Regions from separate parts of the Mus musculus genome. Here regions 1 and 3 are each linked to region 2. The links are chromatin loops, found by intact Hi-C in ENCODE. Cell type or tissue: heart. All regions are shown on one strand.

Evidence for each region. Peaks named below come from ENCODE experiments on the same cell type or tissue, not always from the same donor. Only the 100,000 strongest peaks of a DNase experiment are listed, where the experiment ranks them.
Region 1: a loop joins it to region 2, with 10 times the contacts of the local background. A loop is called at or near these places in 10 of 42 quality-filtered maps.
Region 3: a loop joins it to region 2, with 4 times the contacts of the local background. A loop is called at or near these places in 2 of 42 quality-filtered maps.

The regions. Positions count from the first base shown.
Region 1 is chr19:21,943,353-21,951,352 of GRCm38, forward strand. No RefSeq gene overlaps it. Among named protein-coding and RNA genes, the nearest start is that of Cemip2, 170 kb to the left of the region's middle. In heart, a CTCF peak has its summit at 297 (motif pointing left); DNase peaks (open chromatin) are centred at 249 and 3,359; H3K27ac peaks cover 453 bases.
Region 2 is chr19:21,774,687-21,782,686 of GRCm38, forward strand. Cemip2 (cell migration inducing hyaluronidase 2) reads left to right here and starts at 3,654. Exons shown (of 24, transcript NM_001033759.2): 1 at 3,654-4,100. In heart, CTCF peaks have their summits at 2,911 (motif pointing right), 3,524 and 6,168; DNase peaks (open chromatin) are centred at 2,825, 3,615, 4,685 and 6,205; H3K4me3 peaks cover 5,460 bases; H3K27ac peaks cover 4,649 bases.
Region 3 is chr19:22,138,275-22,146,274 of GRCm38, forward strand. It overlaps a transcript of Trpm3 not described here. Among named protein-coding and RNA genes, the nearest start is that of Trpm3, 310 kb to the right of the region's middle. In heart, no CTCF peak of the experiment used is centred here; no DNase peak of the experiment used is centred here; H3K4me3 peaks cover 1,029 bases; H3K27me3 peaks cover 5 bases.

The sequences.
Region 1 (8,000 bases), 170 kb after region 2:
TTCTGATCAGTCATTTTCTCTGTGTCTGTCAACAACCGTAGGGGACTCAAACAAGAAACCTGAGTCTGTCTTAACCCCCATCCCCATGGCTGAAATGACAGGTAAAGACCTGGTTAGAGAAAGCCAGTGAGTTCTGGGTTCTCTTCTTGAGAAAGGCTTGGGAGAAAAGTTGGGACAAACGCTGCATCTTCAGCTGAGGATGAAGAGGTTCGTGTAGTCACAGATGTGTCTCTGAGTCTTGCCCAAGCTGGCTGCTGCTCACCCAGGCCGACACTGCTCTGACAGTGCTCCCTAGTGGCCCGTGGGAAGGGAACATTTCCCATGCTAGAGCAGGACTAGATCCCACAATATCTGCAGCCCAGAGAATACTCTGCAGTCATTTATGAGTGAATGGTAGTCACCCCAGAGGCCCTAGAAGAATATCTATGAAGGACCAAAAGAGAAGCAGGATGCAAAGGCCCTAAGTAATCAGAGCCTCTTCCTGTAGGGCACCACCTAAAAAAAGGTTTCCCATATTGAACAATGCACAGGTAAAGTACAGGATTAAACATAATTATGCAGACATAATAATATGTGAAAGGACATCGACTAGGCTGTTCACTGGGGCTTATGGCTGATATATGTAGAAGGAAGATAAGAAATATAAAAAAAAATCCAACAAAAAATGAACAGAAAAGCTCTATTTGTACAGAATTATGTCTGCATGTATTCAAAATAAAACCCAATTTACGAGTAAAATCATCCAGATGAGGAAAATTCTGAAAGCCTTCTTAGTAAAGTGGAATTTTAAGACCACACCATCTCTTCATGTATTGACAGAGTTTTAGAATGTGACTTTAAAAATCTAAAATGACTTCTTGAAGAAACTATGGTTTTTACAAAAGTTCGATGCACACGATAGGATTCGTAGAGCCCCTTCTGAAGCTTTTATGGTACAAAGGCTGTTGTGGGAATTCCCAGCTTCTTTCCAGAGACGTGAGAAAGAACCATGGATCTGACTGTGATGTCACAGTTCTTCCCGCCGTAGAAGCATCTGCACACAATCACACTGCTTGAAGGCTTGCTTGTCTCACAGTGGTTTCATTTCACCCTCGTGTGAACAGCAGTTAGGATCTCCCTGAAGCTCCTAGCTGCGATGCGCAATGGTGTGCTTTTCTGTTCTCCACTATTATGATAGTGAAAGATCCTGGCAGAATGTAAAAGGACACAGAAGCCCTGAAATTGGCAAGATAGACGTCAGTGTTAGCAGAACTAGCTTCACTGATTTAAAAAAATAGAGGTGCACAATGCTCTGGCCACTCCTGGAACCTGTGTGTCTGCCAATGTTCTGACCAGGTGTGTGCCCATTGCTGCACCTTCATTAGACTCTTTCCTTGTACCCCTCCCATACCCATTTCTTGAGAATAGACATTGTTTAGGTCTGGAAATCCCCTAATCTCCCCCTTCTCCTTTCCCCCCTGAGGGCCTATAAAAACTGGGAACTCTTTACCCTCGAGGTCGACTCCTCTACCCCTGCGTGGGATATGAGTCCTCCCCAGAGCTCTGGCTTTCCCCGAATAAAGCCTCATGTGGTTTGCAACAAGCTCGGTCTGTCGTGAGTTCTTGGGTGTCCGCTATTGTCCTGAGGCCTGAGTGAGGGGCTCCTCTTGGAGTCTTTCAATAGCATACCACAGGCGGGGCCGTAAGCACAGAAAAGAGGATTTTAAAAACTCACAGTATTAGTGCTGTGGAAACTTTTTGGAATATATGAGGATGATCCTAGTAATGACTCCTAGTAATAGAGGAGACAAAGCCTGAACTGACCGTTTTCTGTAACCAGGAAAGACTTCCAGTGGTGGGACTGGGACTGGGACTGGGACTGGGACTGGGACTGGGACTGGGACACTGACTCAGACACAAACCCTTAGACCTACAATTTGTCTCGCCTGCAAGATGTGCTGGGATAATGGTGGTGCAGAACTTGTGGGAGTGGCCAACCAATGACTGGTCCAATGTGATTCCATTCTATGAGAGGGAAGCCACATATGGCACTGCCTGGATGGCCAGAAACCAAGGGCTGGATAGCCCAGAGACCGAAGATAGAAAAAAGTAAATGAAATAATTCCTAATGATATTCTGCTATATTCATAGATTGGTGCATAGCCCAATGTCATCACAGAGGCTTCATCTAGCAACTGCTGGGAGCAGATGCAAAGACTCACAGCCAAACATTAGGTGGAGCCTGGGGAAACCTCAAGGAAGAGGGAGAGGAAGCCAGAGAGGTCAAAAACACCATAAGAATATGGTTCAGATCATCACCTAAGCAGGGCTCAGAGGGATTCGCAGAAACTGAAGCAACAATCACAGAACCTATATGGGTCTGAGGTAGGCCTTCTGTATATATGTTGTGGTTGTGCAGCTTGGCGTTCTTGTAGGACTCCTAACAATGGGAGTAGGGGTTGTCTCTGACTCTTTGCCTGCTCATATCAAATCTAGGTTGCCTCATCTTGATATGAGATGGCTTGTGCCTAGTCTTATAGCTTGTTATATGGAGTTGGGTTGATATCCCTGGAGGCCTGCTCACTTCTGAAGAGAAACAGTGGATCTGGAGGAGAAGGGAGATGGGTGGGATAAGTAGAGGAAGGGGAGGCTGTGGTTAGGATATAATGTGTGAGAGAATAATAATAAGAAAAACCTCACCGGGCAGTGGTGGTGCATGCCTTTAATCCCAGCACTTGGGAGGCAAAGGCATGGGGATTTCTGAGTTCGAGGCCAGCCTGGTCTACAGAGTGAGTTCCAGGACAGCCAGGACTATAAAGAGAAACCATGTCTCGAGAAACCAAAAAAAAAGGAATAAGAAAAAAGAAAAAAAGAAAAAAGGAAAAAGAAAAAAGAAAAAAGGAAAAAGAAAAAAGAAAAAAAGCCTACCTCACAGTATTAGAAGTTGACAGTCTAAGATAGGCAACTTCACTGGATTGGTCTTTGGTGAGGTTCTTCTGCTGTTTGATGAAGAACCTGGTGGGAGCCTGTGGGAAGACAGAGCAGAAATCTGGTAAAATAGGAAGCAAGGGAGAGTGAGAGGCTTCCAAGAGAATTCACTCACTCCATGAGAGCAGCATTAATCCCCTTGGGTATGATTATCCCAGAACCCAGTTCCCTCTTAAAGTCCCACTGCCTCATTATTTCCACACCAGGAATCAAATTCTGTACAAGAAAGCTTAAGAAAGAGGCTTTAGATCTGCCTAAAAATCACCGAGGATCAGATGACACAGTAGGAAGAGATACTACAGGCTCAGACCATTTCAATTACTGCAAGAGCCCTGTGATACACACAGGAAGTGACTCACTTATACGACATCTAAAACCAGAAAATGGTCACATGACACAGTGGGAGGAGACATGCTTGGGACACTTCCAACCACCGGACAAGGCCATAACATAAGGGGGCGGATCCCCATTTGTATAGGCTGCTTTTCAGCATCCACACTTGCACCTTGGGGATAATAAGGGACAGGTGGAGTGTAGCCACCGGTTTCTTCATTGAGAGTAATTGTGAGCTTTTGTGCTGTGTACTGGGGATATAAAAAGAGAGATCTGTGCAGCTTCAGCTAGCCTGCCAGCTAATAGACAGAAAATTCTAATGGCTGCACAGTGAATAATCAAAAACTGAGCTATGTGCAGAGACAAACAGATCTGTATGAAGTAAAGAGAATACCCGGTCCCCGGGAGTCAGGGACAGACTCTCTGGGTTGAGGCGGAGTCTGCAAGATAAAGTACTAGTGAAGCAAAGACTAAATTGTAGTCTATCTCCCAGTTGGAGAAGCTGGGCCAAGCTGAGCCCACAGGAGAGGGACAATCCTAAAATGTCTGCTGCTAGTACCTCAGCCGGTCCCATTCCTCAGTTTTTGGACAACGCAAATGTTGTGGTCTGCAAAGTTTAAATTAGATCTGCTTGCTGGTGTGATGAGATTTAAATATGAAAGCTTTTGATGTATACTGTCCTTTGCACACTAGCTATAGATTAAATCCCTCCTAACATCTTGGCTTTTGTGGGCAAGAGACTTTAAAATGATTGTTTAATTATTAATGATCCATGCGAAACAAGGGATTGCAGGTGTGTGTCATTATGCCTGGATAATTGTTTGGCATGTATATGGCCATTACCCTAGCCATCGTGTAGGTAGGTGTCCAGCTTTGTCTCTGGTGATGTGACTTTGCTTCTGAATGATAGAGATGGTGGTCAATGGAACCTTAATCTTCTCCAGTTTCATTTCAAAAGCTTGTGTTCCCCCTTGCTGAAGTCACAGAAGTTGGCTTGTGTAGGGAAAAACAAAATTGGTACAATGACTCTAACGTTCTTCAGCTATGCATCTTTTAGGCAATTTCCAAGTCTGTGTAGGACAATAACGGGCAGCAATCTTAATTCACTAAAAATTAATATGTGGTGACTCATCCATACTGATTATTAAACTAGTAGGTGGGTAATGAAAAATTATTAAAACAGGATCAGAGAGAGAGAGACCTTTATATCATGAAATTCGTGCTTATTAGTGTTGCCTCTCCTGGAGGGCGGGCATTCAACGGAACTTGGATGGTAAATGTAGACATCAGGGCTGCCTGGGGCAGCTGCTCTCCCTGGCTCTCCTTGGTGCCATTTCCTTCCAGTACTGTTCCCTGCTCAACCCTAACTGTCAGCTGTAGCATTTAGCTCCAGGTACCGGCCCTCCTGCCTTGGGGACTGGACATCTTGTCCCTGTTCATGCATGGCATTTCCACCCTTGCGTTCTGTTCCTTCCCTCATTACTCACTTTCATTTTTGAGTCTGTACAAATGTATCTTCTTGGTGGAACATAGTTTCACATGGAAAACCCCAGCTGCTAAGAATTCTTAGAAACACATTTTCACTTTCTAGTTCAGAGTTTCTCTACCTTCCTAATACCTTTTAATACAGTTCCTCATTTTGTGGTGACATGCCCCCTCCCCCAGCCACAACATTATTTTGTTGCTACTTCATAACTGTAATCTTGCTACTGTTATGAATTGTAATGTAAATATATGATATGAAGGATATCTGATATGTGACCCTACAGTGACATGACCCACCAGTTGAGAACCACTGTCCTAGTTTGTTCTACAAAGCACAGTGAAGGGCTTGGCTTAGGAGTTGAATGAGCTAGTTTTCATACCTCCCCACATCTTCTTGGCTAGGTCTGCACAAATCTGTAATTCAATTTAAAAAAACAACATGGTGACAGAACGGTTTTCCTGCAAAATAGGATGCAAAGGCCCTTACCACCATCACAAAGGAGGAATCAAGGTCTCCATAGTTACCACAAATGCTCTGATGCAGATTTATCATCTACCCTGTGGGATGACAAAGCATAGCTTCCATGTCAAATCCAGCCCACCATCCACACTGGAAAATGGGTTCCTTTCCATGTTCAGTTGTTGACATACTGTCTATAGCTGCTTCTGTGGCCAGTGGCAGAGCAGATGTCACATGACAACACAAAGCCTAGTCTATTCACTTTAGGACCTTCTTCAGAAAAATATTTACCAACCCCTATTCTAGTTCAGCAGAATCCTGTCTTGATCTTCCATAAAGAATTATGTCATCTATCATTAGTACATTCTATATGAAATAGTAAGGGTCATAGAAGAGAATTTTTAAAATATTTTTTTCAGATTATAATTGCATAATTTTCTTCTCTTTCTTCCCTCCAACTCCCTCAGGTGCTTATAAATTCAGAGCCTCTTTTATTAAACTGTTGTTGTTGTGTATATATATAAACACACACACACACACACACACTTGGACTGTGTAAAGTATTTACATGTTTTCTTGGCTAAAATTACTATTGGACAACCAGTTGGTGTTCCCTTCCCTGGAGAAGACTATTTTTTTCCACTTTTAGTATTCCTCAGTTGCCTCTAGTTATTTGTCTATGGTTGAGGTCTTGTGAGGTTTCCTCTTTCCTTGTTAGCATGCCTGTTGGGTTTGTCCTTGCTCAGGTCATGTTTAGATACCATGCTGGTGAGATCTCATGGGTGTCACTTTATGACACAGAATTTTTTTTTTTTTAAGAAAAGGTTAATATGGTAGAACAAGGGAGAAGCACTGAGTATCCATTAAACATTTCTGTCAAAGCCCATCCCTCATTGAAGGTGTAATGCCCTGGTAAGGTACTTTATACTACCACAGTGTCTTAGTCAGAGTTTTTATTCCTGCACAAAACACGATGACCGAGAAGCAAGTTGGGGAGGAAAGGGTTTATTTAGCTTACACTTCCACATTGTTGTTCATCACCAAAGGAAGTCAGGACTGGAACTCAAGCAGGTCAGGAAGCAGGAGCTGATGCAGAGGCCATGGAGGGATGTTCTTTACTGGCTTGCGTCCCCTGGCTTGCTCAGCCTGCTCTCTTATAGAACCCAAGACTACCAGCCCAGGGATGGCAACACCCACAATTGGCCGTTGATCACTAATTGAGAAAATGCCTTACAGTTGGATCTCATGGGGCTTTTCCTCAAGGGTGGCTCCTTTCTTTGTGATAACTCTAGTTTGTGTCAAGCTGACACACAAAGCCAGCCAGTACACACAGTCAGAGTGGTATATGTCTCCCAAATACTTGTTTCCCAGGGTGATGCTATTGGGAGGTAGTGCATGCTTTAGGTGTAGGGCCTAGTGAGAGGTCTTTAGGCTATCAAGAGGCTGAACTAGAGCAGAATTGTCAGAACCTGATTTCTCCCTTTTTCTGGTTCTATATTTTACTTCTTGACTCATGACATAAGCAGTTTTCTGTTATGTTCTGCCATGATGTGCTGCTTTGCCAGGGACTCAAAACAATGTAGCCACTTGACCATGAGTCGGAATCAGCAGAACCATAAGCCAAACTGAACCTTTTCTTTTCATAAATAAATTGCCTCAGGTACTTGATTATAGTGGTGGGAAGTTGACTGATGCATCATACTTTCATTCCTCTGGAACTGAGTCCATAGACCTGCCATTGTGTAGACCGTGACCACTAGATAGGGCAGTATTATGAAAGAATTTAATGGAAGAAAGCGCTGACTTTCTAGTGATGCACCTCTCTACTTTTTAAAGCTAAGATATTGTTTTTCTTGGACTATTTTGGGTCATCTTAACCATATGATGCTCCTTCAGCATTTTTATATTCATACATTCAGGTCATTGAAGATCTGAGCATCAAAATGATAGCCAATGGTGCTGTTTTGGAAGTTTCTAAAATGTTGGGAGTTGAGCCGGGCTTGCAGAAGTGGGCCCCTTGGAGTGAGGCTTTGAAGAGTATACCCGGCTGCTTGTCCTGTCCTTGCTTTTTGTTCTGATCTGCCACCACATGAGCAGTTTTGGCCATGTGTGTCCACCAGGCTGAGCTGAGCTGCTCTGTTGTGTCTTCCTTGGTGTGGTGAATGGAATTACCTTAAAACCATGAGACAACTTACTGATTTTCTTCCTTAAGCTGTTTCCATCAGGGCGTACATGAGTTTGGCACTAAACACAACTTCTTCAGCTCTGAGGTACATGCTGGACACATGTTTGTCTACAGTTCAGTAGATGATTCTAGTTTACCATGGCAACCTCAGATCTAATGGCTACTTACAGTTATATTGTCCATCTTCTTAGGGTTCCGGAACAAGCCAGAAACCATTTTTTAGAAAAAGTGATTTTACTTAGGAGGTCTATTTTTTAAATTCTAAGAGATTGTTTGTATTTCTAAGAGTCACTGCATAAAATTCCAATTTATAGAATATATCTAGACTCAAATGAATGGAATTTTTAAAAGGAGCAATGCCCAGGCAGGTAGCTGTGTATCACGTGTCGAATGCCATGCAATATTTCCAGTAAATAGTCTAAAATTGAAACAGCAGCAGTAACTGGAATTAACATCTGATTAAAAATTTTAAAAAGACTGTTATTCACCAGAAAAAAAACCTACTACAAATGCTAAATAGTCAAGTTAAATAGATATGTTATTATTACTTTCTTACATTTTTTTTGTTAT
Region 2 (8,000 bases):
TTTGTTAAAATTTATCTGTGATCTTCACATATGGCCTGGGTTCCAAGAACAGCCAGTTTCTGTGCTTGACTCATAAGAAAAAAAATCACTGTGAAAGTTACCTGACTTAATATTTCAGTTTAGCAAATCATAGGTACCAGTAGCAGAAATGGATGGGAACTTATGAGTGCCACCGTTAAGCTGCTTATAGCGTCACTGTATCTAATTCTCACAATGACTCTGCCAGCTAGGTACTATTCCTATTCCTCTTTAAAAATGCAAAAATGCCACCCAGAGAGGTTGGGTATCTTGTCGAGAGTTATAGTAGTGAGCTGTGGACCTTGGCTCTCATCTAAGCAAGCTGACTCTAAGTCTTAACTCTCAGACAATGGGCTATCCTGCCTGAAGACAATGAAGACAGGGGTGGAGGACATGCTCTGAGCATTGCCTCCATCCCTGATGCTTTGAACATAGTAGTGAGGACATCACATACCATGTAAGTGGGTGGTATTCCCGGAATGGACCAGGTCCAATGGCTGCTACAGAAGAGTGTCCAAACACCTAGCCCTTTAGACCCATTTTGCGGGGCCATGCTAGCCAGAATGCCTCCAGTAGGGTTGGTCGTGGGCATCGGGAACATGCACACTGGTGCTTAGCTTTTCCTTTCCACCTGCTTCTGGACCCCTCCATATACAGGTACCACTTGATTGACAGGCCTAACCAACATCCCACTGCTACTCTGTCTCAGAGCCTGCATCCCTGGGAACCACTATTGGTTCCACTGATGAGGTGTGTGTGTTCCCACACTGTCTCCTTTGCAGCTTTCTTATCAGTTTCTTTTGAATTTTTTCATGTTTGAGATGAACATCCAAAGCAAAGTTTATGAAAATTCTCAAAAGTATTCTATGAAAATATGTGTCCAAACTCCTTGTTTACAGACTTCAGTTTTTAACTGTAGTTTTTAGTTTGTCCTGAAAATGAGTAGAAGAGTTTTGTCTCCCTAATCTTCCCAACTCTCAGCATCCATTTTCCATGGTTTGGTAAGGAATACAGATGGTGGAAGAACTCTTTACAATCAAAATCTCTTTTAAAATACTTTACATGAATCTGTGAGGACTATTTATAGCTACGGAGTAGTTGGCCGCCTCAATTCTAATGTGCTCTTGCAGGAGCTATTTAAACATTCCTGGTTCAGTGTCACATTGGCATAATCACTCCCAGGAGGATTAACATAATATGACTGAACTTCAACCAAAATGCCTGGTGCTTAAAGATACAGAAGAGCCATTTTGTATAAATTTGGCACAAGTCAAAGCGCAGGTTGCCTCAAAGCGCATTGCCACAATCAATAAGCCAAAACAACAAATGGATTCCTGTGTTTCTAGAGGTCTGACATTTGAACTCAGTTACACTAGTGTAGTCAGCTTCTAGGGAGGTTTCTCCCTGGACCCTTCCAACTTCTGGCGGCTGCTTGTCTCCTCGATTTCTGGTTGGTTCATCACTCCAGCCACTGCTTCCCTGGTCATGAACCTTCTACACCTTTGTGTTTTAAATTTCTCTCTGCCTTCTCGTAAGTGTGATTGCAGTTAGGGTTCACCCAGGCAACTCAGAAAAATCTCTCAGTCAAGACTCTTACTCCAATCACATCTCCATACCCAGTAGTTTCCAGGATTAGAAACACCCACACCCACACACCCACATACCCACACACACACACAAACACACATGTTAGGGTGGCCTGCCTCTCTTCTCTTTTAAAAATTATTTTTAGTATTTTATGTGTATAAGTATTTTGCATGCATGTATGTCTGTGTACCTACCATTGAGGTCGGAAGAGGGCATTGGATCCCCTGGAGCTGGAATTAGAGACAGTCATGAGCTGCCCTGTAGGTTTCTGGGAATCAAATCTGGATCCTCTGGAAGAGGAGCCCAAGCCATATCTCCAGCCCCCATCCTCCCTTCTTGAGTTCTAAACATGTCCCATTGAGGCCACCTTAAGAGTCCTTCCTCCTTTGCAGTTTGTCATAGAGAATCATCTGCTCTATTATGTTAAGTCCTCCCCTTTTCTCTTCTAAAGAGGGACTGGGGCTGGAGATGGCAGATGGGTAAGGATTTTGTGACGGCTCAGATGTCTCTGGAGCTTCTCCTTCTGCATCTTTCCAAGGTTTTAGTTAACTGTGGGTTCGGTCCAGAAGCATTGCCAAAATTTACATTTGCAGACTCCTCTGACTCAGTCCATAGAGCTTTGTTGAGGCATTTCCAAGTTTTTTAGGATCTCAGGGGATTCTTATTAGCCCCAGTCTGGAAACATTGGTTCAGTTCTACCAAGTCCTAAACCAAACCTTGGAAATAGGGTATTCCTTTTTCTGTCTGCTGGTGTATCATAGCTACACGGTTGAATTTTTACTGGAAGGGGGAGAAAACAAACAAATAAACAAACAGACAGACAAACAACAGTGAGCCTGAAAAATGAACAATCCTGCCTGTACAGTATTCAATGAAACAGTTCCCCAGAGGCGACACGTCCAACTCCGAATTAAATAGAGGATGATGACTGTCCGGATTTGGCAATCTGGCAGCTGTCATTAGCTCCTGACCTCGTGGTCTGACGGACCAAGCCAGGTCGCGCCCTTTGCTGCAGGAAAGGCTTTTCCTCTGCCAGAGCAACTTCCTCCAGGGGACCGGGTGGTGGCAGGGCTACTCATGCCACCCGGCCAGTATATTCTGCAGTAGGGTGGGCTGAGGATTGGTTTTCAGTGTTGCATCTCCGCCTCCTGCAAGCTTCAGCCACTCTAGAGTAGCGTGGCCAGAAGGCGTGACCAGGCCTAGGTATATTTATTCTGGCCTTAGTGTGAGATGCTGGGGCTGCTCCAAGCTCCTAACCAGAACTGGACAACGGTCTGAAGTCAAGAACACACTGACTCTGCTGAGAGGGCTACGAATCCAGCTTCCTTGTTGGCCAGGTGGGGGCAGTCGAGGCGCCAGGACCCGAGGCTCAGAAAGTTTTGAGTGAGGTGGGGGGCTTGCGGGATATTATTGGGGGAATATACTGCTATGCCGAGTCAGCTTCATTCCGGAGCGATAAAAGATGTCGAACTCAGCTATTGGATGATAAAGGAAGAGAAAAGAGTTCAACCCTGTGTGTGTGTGTCTCAGGGGTGGTGGTGGTGGTGGTGGTGGTGGTGGTGTGTGTGTGTGTGTGGGTGGTGGTGGTGGTGGTGGTGGTGGTGGTGGTGGTGTGTGTGTGTGTGTGTGGGGTGGTGGTGGTGGTGGTAATAGGGGTTCAGCAGCCTGGCTAGACCCGAGAAGATGCAGGTTCAGTTTCGAGTGATGAGGGGTGCAGGCTCAGGTCGACTTTGTCAAGAGGTGACAAAAAAAGCAGTATCAGACTCAGCTGGGATGATGAGGTACACAGACTCAGGTTCAGGCCCGCTGCTTTTCCTGAACTCCCAGGTAGTCATCTGTAGCCGAAGGTCAAGGAGCCGCTGGGAAACCCTGGCCGCCGACGGTGTTGGCGGGCGTCCTTCCTGCTGAAGGCAGCTGGAGGCGCTGAGCCTTCGTCTGCAGCTTGTGGTGGGCGGAGCCTCCGCAGGTCTCGTCCCTCTGACAACAGGCCCCGCCCACCCCGCCTTTGACCCGCCTCCCTAGCTCGGGGCCGCCTGCCCAATCCGCAGCACTCTCGGCCCAGCCGAGCCGGCGCTTGTGTGGCCGGAGGCTGATTAGAGGGACCCTAGCGAGCCGCGGCGCCCGCCGAACCGGGGACCTGCGCGGCTCGGGAACGCGCCCTGCCTGCCGCTATTGTCTCGGAGCCGCACAGGCTCGCGCCGCCCGGACGGCGATTCCCCTCCTCTTCCTCCGGGAGGGAAGGATCCAAGAGCGCCAAGCCGGGCTGGCTGGAGGAGGTGGCCGCGAAGGCGGAGGGAGGAGCGTTACTCCCCGGCCCCGACTGCTTCTCCTCCGGCGTAGGTTGCCGCTGAATTCAGAGCGGCAGCGGGACGCGGGTTCCTGGCCATGGAGAGGAGATCTGCACGCGGGGACTCCAGGAGCTCTGCTCCCGCTCCTGCTCCTCTGGCCATCGCGTAGACACCTGAGTAGACCGACGCCAGGAGGGGGAGGGGAAGGTAAGGCTCCTCTAGTCCCGGGTGCCCAGCCCCGCCTCCTTGGCGGTCCCAAGGGCCCGGAGGGCGCAGACCCGACTTGCGCACCTTGGCGTCCTGGAGGCCTGGCTGTCCCTGTGCTGGCGTTTTTTTGCCGAGAAGCACAACATCCTGTGGGTTCCAGCGTCCGCCTTTGCCGGCGCCTTCCCGCCGGAGTTCTCCCATACATAGCGCCCCGAGACTCAACCTTCTTCCATGAAAAGGGGTCCTTAGGAATAGAGGTTTGATCCCCTTTTCATCCACTTTGTGTTCCCGGGGAGGTTAACAATGGGTCTTTTAAAGTCGGTGTGAACAGCCCTAAAGTTTCTGGAAAGGCTGCGTGGGGGACGCGGACCGCAGTGAAAGATTGATGGAATGTGCATTGTGGAGCCTTGGCGTCTACAAGAGCACGCTTGTGTAAAGTTTGGGGGGGAGTGTGGATCTTTGTCTCCTACTGTTCCCCTGAGTTGGTGTGACCCTGCTCCGTGTGGTAAGGCGCAGTTTCAGAATCTGGGCATCTTTAAAGCTGGGGACCAGTTTTTAGCACAGGACCTCACTCACCACAGTTCCTTGGCAGAGTTGGGAGGTCCTGGCAAAGAATGGGGTTCTCACTGCGAGTACCCTGAGGTGCTTCACGTAATACTACTTACTGCCCTCTAGCAATAAAACCAAGGTCTCTGCTGGGGGGCTGGTGTTTGTCACCAGACCCCCTGTGGAGCAGAAACACTCCCCTTAAATTCTCCGCCGAAGGTTAGGAGAACAGACTTTTGACACATCTCCTTTCTTCTGCAGTTGGGGTTAAAGGTAGAGTGCCTGTCTTTTAGGAACTTCCATCTGCTCCTGAACCACACAGTGTGTTGGACTGACTCCCTTGTGCTGGTGACTAGTCTGATGCTACACAGTTGCACATGTTGAAGGGCTGCAGAAGTCTTAAGGGCTCTTACCAGTAAAAAGAAAATTTAGAGGAAGAGGAGGCAGGAGAAGAGTTTCATCAAAGCTTAAGGGAAGCCTGAATTCCCATTGCAACCAGGCTTATCTGTTGGAAATGGCCACTAAACCCAAATACAAACAAATTATATATATCCCTAAAGATTAAGAAAACTTGACCCATTAGCACTGGTCTGGTCTCCATATCCTACTCTGGTGTGTCCCTTATTGTCTTTCCCTTTGAGTTTGCATTTCTGGGCAAAGCAAAATGTGCACCAGGCATGCTGTTCATTTAGTTAACATGGGACAGCTCGTGATAGTGTCTTCTGCCTTTAAAATAACATTCTTTATTTATGTGTAGGGTGGTGAGTCGGGGCTGGAAATTTATCTCAGACTTTAAGCTCACTCTATCCCATACTGTGTCTGATTTTTGTCCTCACAGAACGGAAAGTTAAGGTTAGACGAGAACTCTGAGCCGTCACCTGTTCTCTGTCAGCCTGTGGATGAGAGTAAGCTGAGGCGTGGTGAGTGTGCATCTCTCTGTGTGTGTGTTAATGTGTGCGCAAGACATTAGCATCTAAATTCTTCTCTGGTCTCCTAGGAAGTTCTGTGTAGTTGGGATAGCGGGTCCATGGCTAATTGTTTGAGGTAGGTCTCCTCTCTTCGTCTAGCCAATAGCCGGGGGATTTCCTGCAGTGTTATAATCACAGGAAAGTTGAGGTGACAGCACCGCAGTTATGCTGTAGGGGATGTAATTAAGCCTGTTGTTACAGATACCAAGAAAATGGGCATAGAGCAGGCTTGTGGACCATTATGAAATCGGAAGGATACCACTTAGTAGCTATGTGTGCTTCTGAAATTGAGATAAATGAGCCATATTTCAGAAAGAAAATCATAATCACTATTGAACGGATCACATCTGAAAATGGCTATACGCTATAAAGTGCTCTGGAGTATTTATTAGTAATGCACCCATCTCTCTATCTGCCATGGACCCATTAACTGAATTCTTAATAAAACCACTCGTGACATGCCAGACATTCTTGGAAGGACTCTCAGCAGTACTCTGTGGCACTTTCTGTCAGCTGGAGAGGGAAGGGAAGGAGTGGCTGCAGTTGGGGAAGCCAGAGGGCGGGAGATCCCTGTGTGTTTCCATTGACAAAGATGAGTAAGACTGCAGCCAAGGAAACGAGTGTTGCTGGGGACCCAAGCAAACTAACAATACTAAGATCTTATCAGCGTGTGAATGGGAGACCCACTGTACCCGGCTTCTTTATGAGGGCGGAGGGAGGGCTCACTGGAGGGTGGGCTGCAGAATCGATTCTGACATTATTTGCTAAATCAGGCAAAATAGAGACTGGAAATTGGCGTAAGAAGTATCATGTTTATTTTTCTTTATTTTATTTTATTTTATTTTATTTTATTTTTTTGAGACAGGGTCTCACTGTGTAGCCAAGGCTGCTCCCACACTGCTAAGCCAGCATGGCTCTCCCTGTTACTGGCCTGCCATTCCACCCAGCAAAACTGAAGGCGGGAAGCCAGGCATGGATTTGAAAGAAGTTGGCTTTGGCTGTTGAAAACAGTCTGCTGCTGGGCTAATTGCTAAGTTTTTTCATCCGTGAGATAAGGTTTAAAATGCTTGATGAATATACTGGAGTCAACTACGTTTCCAACTGATAGGCAAATTACTGAATTAACACTGCCAACCCAAAGGTATTTTATACTGTAGTTTGAAACAAGCTGTAACTAGATATAAATTATAGCTTAGTCAAGCTGGCTTCCGCCATAGATTTCCATTTATTGGCTCTTGTCAGAATGGAAGCAGGTGTGTGGGCCTGTAGACTGCCTGCTGCTCTGTGATACACGGTCCTTGTCAAGGCATCTGCCCCTCCCCCTCAAAGGGAATCTTTTCACTGGCTTTGGCTTGTGACTAGAGGGATGAGCTGTCTGGTACAGGGCATCACTCAAGATGGCCTTGTCTGAGATTCTCTCTCAAGCCAGCTTCCCTTTTACTCTGCTGTCCCAACAAGGTCAACCTAGGAATCGGGTGGGGGTGGGGCATCCGCATCTCTGAGACTATGAAAAGTCGCTCTTACTGTCTCCATTTGTAGAGAGGTATAATTTTCAAATGAGACTGTTGAATGCTCCCTCTCCTAACAGCAGCTGTTGTGGGGTGAAACCTGAAACTGTAAGCGGCCCTCGCTTTAGCTCCCCCACTAGAAATGCACATAAGGTCAGGTGATGTTTTATAAATCTCTGTTGATGGGAATCTAGACTCAGCTATTTAAAGCTATAAAGCTAAACGTGGCTTTGGTGGGTAAGGTGAATGTGAGCCAGGGTGTTGGACACTGCTGTCCATGCTGAGTCCTGCCCTTTAGTTCCGAGGGGTCCTAAAAATACTGATAAAGTGAGGAAGTGGGGACCCTGAGGGGCTCACTAATTAGGTAAGGCCATGTAGTAAATTAATGGCTGAGCAGGGACAAGAACCCCTTTGTCCTTATTTCCAGACGGCGATTTCCCGCTCCTTCCCTATTTACGCGTTTATTCCACTTTGCTTTCCTTGGCAGTTGTTTAGTTTTCACTTGAGCTGAGAAACCCATTGTCCTTAAGTTTAAAAGGCAGACAGACCCATGTCTTTTCATCTCCCATATTTATTGTCCATGATATGGAGCACGTAGTAGGGTGATATTTCTGGGAGATTTCTGTCAAATAAGGAACTCTGGGGGGGAAATGTTAGCCCTACTTGCATTTTCTGGAAACAGGATGCAAACTTGCAATATTGTAGAAGTGCAATTTTTTTTCCCCTAAGAAGCGAGTTCCTGGAAACATGCAGACTTCTTTTTCCCCCTTTCTTTGTGAATCATTGGGATAAAATCATGGAGATACTTTGTGTGTTCTTTGTTTTCTCTTTGCTCCTTTTGAGAAACCTTTAATGCTGGTCGTCGAGAACTATGCTCA
Region 3 (8,000 bases), 360 kb after region 2:
TAGGAAGCTGGGGATAAAACCTGGGTCCTTGCATATACCAGAAAGTGTTCTATCATATTGAGTTACGCCCCACTCTCTATTACAATTTGTGGCATCCTGATTCCCAGGCATAGCCCAGCTAATTATATGAGTCCCCGCCCCAGAATCGGAAATATCAGCATTTAACATGCTACAGTTTATAACACGTGCACACGTGTGTGTGTGTGTGTGTGTGTGTGTGTGTGTGTGTATGAAAAGCTATTCAGGAAACTTCAATATGCAGCCAAGTCTGAGGCCCAGTGGGCTAGCCCGACAAGCAGAGGGAAGAATTAGCCCAGTACCTGACATGCAGATGAAGCTGGACTCTCCCAAAGGACACTTGAATACAGTTGTTGCAAAGAGATGAAAAGGAAGAAAGAGAAAGGAAGGCAGATAAAGTTTCAGGCTTACTCTCTTTGTCTAAGTCAACTGGAGTCTCCACCCACTCACCAGTGGGTGACCCAGGCTTCTGCTCCCAGGTCCCCAGGGCCTGAAGACTGGGTGGGGCACATTGACTGCAAGAAACTCCTAGAGCAGTGGCTCCACAACCCCAGGCGTGGGCCGTGAACCCCCTGCCTCCCCCTCCCGCGCCTTGAAGGCGGTGGCTGCCGGTGGAAAGCAATTTGGGGTGCATAAGGAAGCGGGCTGGAGCGCAGGTGGCGCTCGCAGCCCCAGCCCCTGTTGAGCCAATCGCGAGCGCAAGCGCAGCCTGCTGGCAGCTTTACGGAGCTCCCGACTCAGGCGGGGAGCCTACTAGGCGAAGGCGGCGCAGGAGAGAGCTGAGCGCAGGCTGCTCTGAGCACTGCCAAGGGCCAGGCTGCTAAGAATGGGCAAGAAGTGGAGGGATGCGGGCGAGCTGGAGAGAGGTTGCTCTGACCGCGAGGACAGCGCAGAGAGCCGCAGGCGCAGCCGCAGCGCCAGCCGGGGCAGGTTTGCCGAGTCGTGGAAAAGGTTAAGTTCCAAGCAGGGGTCCACCAAGCGCTCGGGACTGCCGGCACAGCAGACACCGGTGAGTTGGGGAGAGTCAGGGCCTCAGCATCCTTCCTAACTGGTGCCAGAAACCTTGTCCATGGTGCTGAACTTGCTCTCCTGGCGCCGGAGCCTGGGAACTTGTGGAGTCACTTACAGGGAAAGTGTTGGGTGGTTGCAAGCAGGGGTCCCCAAGGGATGTCTCCCCCTCTATAGCCAGAAGAGGGGATTTGGATGTGTCTTCTTTCTATGCAGAAATGGGAAAAGTGTTGGAGAGGCGAGGGGCTGGCGGTCAGATCATTATAGTTTTGTAATTAACAAAGTGTGTGAGTTGTCCTGCGTCGTGTGATAGGAGTGTATCCCTCTGGTCTGTGTGTGCCCCGCATTCAAACTCACTTAACATCGACTGAATGGGGGCATAACAAGAACAGCACATTGTATTTTTACTCTCTTAGCACTTGCTCTTTCTATCTCACTCCCCCACTGTTTTAATGGGTATAGTTAATTGTTTGCAGAATGTCATTTGCATGTGGAGAATAGCAAGAATATCCCAGGTGCTTATACGCCTCTGGCTTAACGTGTGTACGACATTCAGAAAGCAGTTTCCCCATGTGCCAGCGCCTCTTCAATGTCTGATTAGTGCAATAAAAGGACTCCTGTGAAATTAAAACATCACTCTATGTGTGTGTGTGGAAATACAGTTGATGAAAACTTTTGCTGCGTTTACATTTCTGATATTGAAATATTAGATTTTCCATCATGTCAGACAGAGGGAAAGAGATCTCTGTTCTAGGAGACAGTTGTATTGACCTCCTGTTGCTCATGGGTAAGGAGAACACACTGTTTTTAACTTCCAAAGCATCCTTGGAAATATCAGCATGCATGTTTCTATGTTTTCAGAGGTATCGTGTAGATTTTACATAATGGAAAGAATTTGAATTGATTAAAAAAATTAGCTCATACCATGGACTCCAGTATGAATAGTGTTAGCTCAATCTAGTTTTCAGGGGTTGCAATGAAGGATAAAATGTATCCGTAAATGTAGCATGTAACAGCAATCCCACAGAATGAGATTTTAGCCTATTTATGTTGTTTGCTTGTTTACAAAATGAATGGCAGAAAGCATTAATCAATCTGGGAATTTCAAATCTTTGATCCATTTTGTGGGCAAGGTTTTCATCTGAACATGGACATGGTCCACGTACATGCAATTAATTTTATTTTAGCCACAGAAATATTCTGTAAGATATGCAGGCTTGAAAACATCTTTAAAAGGAATTTTCATTTGAAGACAGACTTCTGAGATAAATTCTGTGAAAAAGATTAATGACCTCTTACCTCTTATGTAAACTAAGAATTGAGTTCATCTCCTTACAAAACATCTAAACATTGTTCTATGAGGCTTTTTATATCATGTCTGATTTTGTTCAACAGGTGTGTGAACAGCCCTTATCAGGGCCATACAAAAATCTTCATTTAACACTGTTGTGACAATAAATGACTTGGAGGTTATTGCCTTGAATAAAAATGTGTGTGAGGGAGGGCATACTAGGATACCATGGCAACCAGAAACATCTGGAAAAGTAACCAAGTCCTTCTGTTTGCTAAGAGCAGGCAAAGGGGCAGTATTTCTCTGTGATGCTTGTTAATTGAAATATTAGCAATTCAGTTAAAAAGCAGTGAAAGCCTGTGGGTTTTTTTCTCACATTACATGACAAGTTCAATATTGATTTTGTTCTAAAACTCCAAAAATAGGTCTCTAAGCCAAGATTTAATTACCAGATTTAAAAAATCCCCAAAGATAATGAGCTTTTGTCATTCTTTGGTCTGCAATCCATCTTAGTTTTGGTCTCATGAGTTGTTGATAAAGACTTGGACTTCATTAGTAATTGAGACACTTGACACATTCATGCTAACACGGGAGCAAGGGAATAATAATGGTTTCAAGGTACATCTTTGTAAAAGTTTTTAACCTTTAAGGTAAGATGGTTTTTCTGTAATTTGAAGTGATCTGGTGCTGTTTTCAATTTTTCCCTGTATCTCAGAAAAATAGCTTGTAAATGACAACTAACTTAAATTAATTTGTTTGTTGTTGTTTTTATGAGGAAAAAGATATTCTTTGACATAGCTGTGGGTCTTATCCATTGAGGATTATGTTCAGGAATAATATGGCATTCACCCTGATTAAAAGAAATCATGTAAAGTTTTTATTTGTTCTCTGTTTGAGACCATGAAATGGTCATAGAGTGGTTTTGTTAAAGTAAACCCTGATTCTTTGTGTCCAATCTTCGAAATAACTTCTGGTTAAAGTCACATGGGGGAGATGGAAGAACCTTTGAGCCCACTCAAACAAGGAAGGCTGTGCCATTATTTTTATTTTGGAGACAAAGCCATATCTCCTGGACATGGAAATTATTTACTCCCACAAGGAAATTTCCATCACATTCTAGAACAGTGGTTCTCAACCTTCCTAATGCTGTGACCCTTTAATACAGTCCCTCATGCTGTGATGGCCCCTAACATACAACTATTTGCATTGCTACTTTATAACTGTACTCTGGCTGTGGTTACAAATCACAATGTAGATATTTGATATGCAGGACATGTGATATGCAATGTCCTCCAGAGCTGTGACCCACAGGCTGAGAAGCATCTTATTTTCTCTATGACCTGAGTTACAGTATTTTTGTTTTTCTGTGGGAAGTTAAGGAAGATTTTCTTGGTTTGATTTTAGTTAGGTTTCCTACTGATTCACCACTAAATTTGGAAGAGTTTTTCATGGAGGTGGAGTGCCTCCATAGTCATGATTCCTGCCCTAGAAATCAAAAGTTCCATTTCTGGCTGTTGGCTTTGGTGATGAGAAAGTGCTGTGGACTATGAGAAGCCTGAGATAGGAGAGTATGGGCCATCCACACCTGACCACAGCTATCTGGACCCTTTGATTCTAGTGCCAGGCAGAAGTGGCACTAGAATAGAAGGCGCCACTTCAGTCTGGTGGCATCTCATGGGCATGCTCAGTACGAGATTTGAGACACTTCATGGACTTCTCTGAGATTCTGCGCCATAGAAGTAAGCATACCTCACAAGCCAATCTTTGCTGGTTCTGAACTCATTTATGAATTGCTCCTCTCTCTCCTTTTTTCGGGGTCTTAGTTTCCAGCGGAAGGTTTATGAACTCCTGTTGCTTTGATACTCAGATATCTAAAAGATATAATTCTGATACAGTGAAGCAGTGTTTAATAATATGCATTTGTTAGAAATTACTTTTCTCTGGGATAAGGTCTTAAATTTTTTTTTAAAATCTGGAAACTGTTTAAAATAAAGGTGAGTAAATTCCATTCCAATTTTATTGTATTACCTATTAGGGTGAAATTATGTGTTAAAATTTGGGCTATCAAATTAAATTTTTGAGTATTAGTTTTTTTTTTTTTAATAGTATTTCTGTCAAGTGGCCTATTGGTACAAAGATAATTTAAGAACTTCTTCATGGTCATTCTATTAGATCTAGATTACATTTCTCCTTGAAATGCTATGTTTACTCCTCCTGTTGTTTACTTTGATTGTATTTGCACAGAAAGGCACAGATACCATTCAAAATATAATCCAGTAGGTGCAGTCTGGTGTTGTAAATATCAAATACTCACCTCAGCATGCGTACATTATTAATTTAAAGAGGTGATTTTCCCCTAGCCCCATAACTATTTAAAGGCTTGTTTTCACATAGATGTAGACTTAATTTAATCTCTGAGTAAGCTCTGTGTTAAAGGGACAAGAATGTTTTCAGGGAGTAAAATGATGGAGTAGTTGTAATTAGAGTTGTTTTTCAACCTTGGATGGCATACTTGCTTCCACTAATGCTATAATTACCCTTATCAGCAGGTGCCAACCACAGAGTATCACACCTTTTGCTGATAAGTGGGCAACTGAGAGTGTGCATCAAGAGCAATGAGCACAGGAAACATCTGTGCTCCAGAGCAGCCAAATGCCTTTCATCTGAGTACCAAATGCCCTCTTCCTGCCATGGCACAGGCTTGAGATGCTATGTATACAGGTTGTGCCTATGTACAAACCTGGCTCCACTTCTGATACCCCTATCCTCCTTTTGTACCTAGTAGGTAACTTCTAGCTCTTCTTGCCAAAAGCAAGTGTTACTTGATTTTTCTTGTGTCGTGGGATATAAACAAATGTCTATCAATCCCCAATATGGTACCCACAAGACATGAAAGAAATGATTCCACCCAAGTCTAGCTTTAAAGATGCATACGCAACGTATAGGCAGCCACATGATCAAAGAAGGCTCTTTTTCTTCAGCAATCATTAACTTGCTTCCTCTTATGTTTCATGAATTATTTCAGATCTCCTTCTCTTCCAGAGACATGTTAACAGACCTGATTTTGTGACTTTGTGAGAATCTCTGTGAGTAATCTCAGCTGCTCTGATGGCCAAATGGCAAGACTATGCCACCATGTCATGCCTAAAGGACAGAGTTTCCCAACATCTAGATTTGTCAATGTCTTGAATAAATAAAGACAGGCAGAGTTAAGACAGGGCTAAAGTTAGAAAGCCCCCTCTCTCAACCACAAAGAGCACGTGGATGGTGAGTCCATCCATGGCGGTTGTGGTAGACACCATGACAACTGGGTGAACAGAACATACTTGTTTCTCTGTCAGCATCTAATATGTATCACAGTGTCATTAAACCCTTAATGGCTTGTTCTTGTTATACAAAGGGCTCTCTTGGTGGAAGTGGAATGAATTCCCTGCAGCGCTGGTCCGTTATAGAGTGAACCAATTCTTGACAGGTTGATTTTGTATAGTGCCCTTTACGCATTGTGTTAAAACTAGAAAAAGCAACAGAGGAGTATTGCTTGGGAATACAATTAAATTTTCTTGTTATACTGATTTTTTTGAATGAAGAGAAGGAAGTCCATTTAATAACAATGGTCCACCTTGTTTAAGCATTTTGTAAATGCTACTTTTGAGTAGTTAGTAAAACTATTGTCACCATTATAGTGAATAAAATTCAGTTGTCTCTTTGAGGGCTTCAAATATATTAGGAAGAAAGAAATTCAAACAAGTTTGGGGGAAAAATATCCCTGCATAATTTTAAATTTGTTTTCAATTCTAAAATATACCAGAACAGTTTCTCCTGCCACTGTTTACTGAGATCTTTAAAAAAAAAACAAACCAATTGAATCGTTAAAAATTACTAACAAATAGCAAAAGAGCCATTAAATTCATTTGGCTAGACCAGCTGGAAGTATTGACTTTTTCATTTGCAAAGACAAAGAAGGCCTGGGAAACCAAAAATTATTCTAGAGAATACATGTTTAAAAAAAGCTTATTCTAGGAGAGGTGGCTCAGCAGTTAAGAGCACTGACTGCTCTTCCAGAGGTCCTGAGTTCAATTCCCAGCAACCACATGTTGGCTCACAACCATCTGTAATGGAATCTGATGCCCTCTTCTGGTGTGTCTTGAAGACAGTAACTCACATACATAAAATAAATAAATCTTTAAAAGCAAGAATAAACAAACAAACAAAAAACAAACTTAGTCTAGGGATTGGAGAGATGACTCAGCAGTTAAGAGCATTTGCTGCTCTTCCAGAAGGCCTGAGTTCTGTTCCCAGCACCCAGGTCAGATTGCTTAAGCCTGTGCCTCCAACTCCAAAGAATCTGACACCCTTTTCTGGACTCTTTGGCCACACACACACACACACACACACACACACACACAAACCCCCCCCCACACACACCACACACACACATACACACACCCAAACACACACACACACACCCAAACACACACAGACACAGACACACACACACACACACACACACACACACACACACACACACACACACACGGGGACGGGGTGGCAGGGCAAGATTAAAAAAGATGTGGAAGTGTGTTCTTGATCAGTGGTTGATGGGAAGGCTCAAAGGACTCAGCCCACTGTGGGTTGTGTCACACTTGAGCAGGGTAGGTGGTCCCAGAATGTATTAAAAAAAAAAAAAGCTGAATAGACCAAGGAGAACAAGCCAATAAGCAATGTTCCTCCATTGCCTCTGCTTCAGTTTCTGCCTTTTGATTCCTGTCTTTAGCTCCTGATCTGACTCCGTTCATGGTGGATTGTAACCTATAAGAGGAAACAAACCCTTTTCTCTCTCAAGTTGCTTTCTGTTTATCCTAGCAACAGAAACCTAAGTAGGACAGCCACTCTGGTCAGTCCTGGGCAGCTCCTCTAATAACACTGAGAGTTTAATCCACACAAGGGAGATATGCAAAGCAACTGACAGTAGGTGCAGTCTAGCTTTATAGACTGCAGAGCCCATTGGAGCAAAGTTAAACAGCCTATGTCTCCTTAAATGTGGGGTTAGGAAGTCAAGATCAACAGTTTTCTCCACTTGGTAACTAGATTTTAAGAGGAAGAAAAACTTGCTTGGACTTAAGAGGAAAGTAATGACATCTTGCTAATAGTAATTTTAGTTGTGCCATGGAAATTGATGCTGAATAATGTGAAATGAGACCAAGATATCCAGTGGCCCTGATGTGTGGAAGTTCTCACAAGCAGCCTGCATGTGCTATGGTCTGTATTCATACTTCCCACTAGATGACTTCCTTTGCTTTTTACAGCTAGAGTGTAAGCTCCACTGAGTGCAGGTTGTTTATTAGTCAGTGATACAGCAAAAAGCCCCGAACAGTACCTGATACAAAGTATTCAGTTGGATATTTCTTTAACTCCATGATGAACTAATCAATTAACAACATCGGAAATAAAAGTAATAGTTTTTAGTTAATGTGAGGGAGATTTTAGTTCCTTGGCTTTAGGTCTGAAAATAAAATAGAGAGAAACATTCTATTTATTTTTATTTTATTAATTATTATAATTTTGGGGAGTAGGGGAGAATAGCTTAAATAAGAAGGAGGCAGATAACTATGGTACTAGTCCACCGGAGTGGAATCGAGAGGATTATTTTAAAAGAGCATTACAAATTTACTTTTTCTTATGA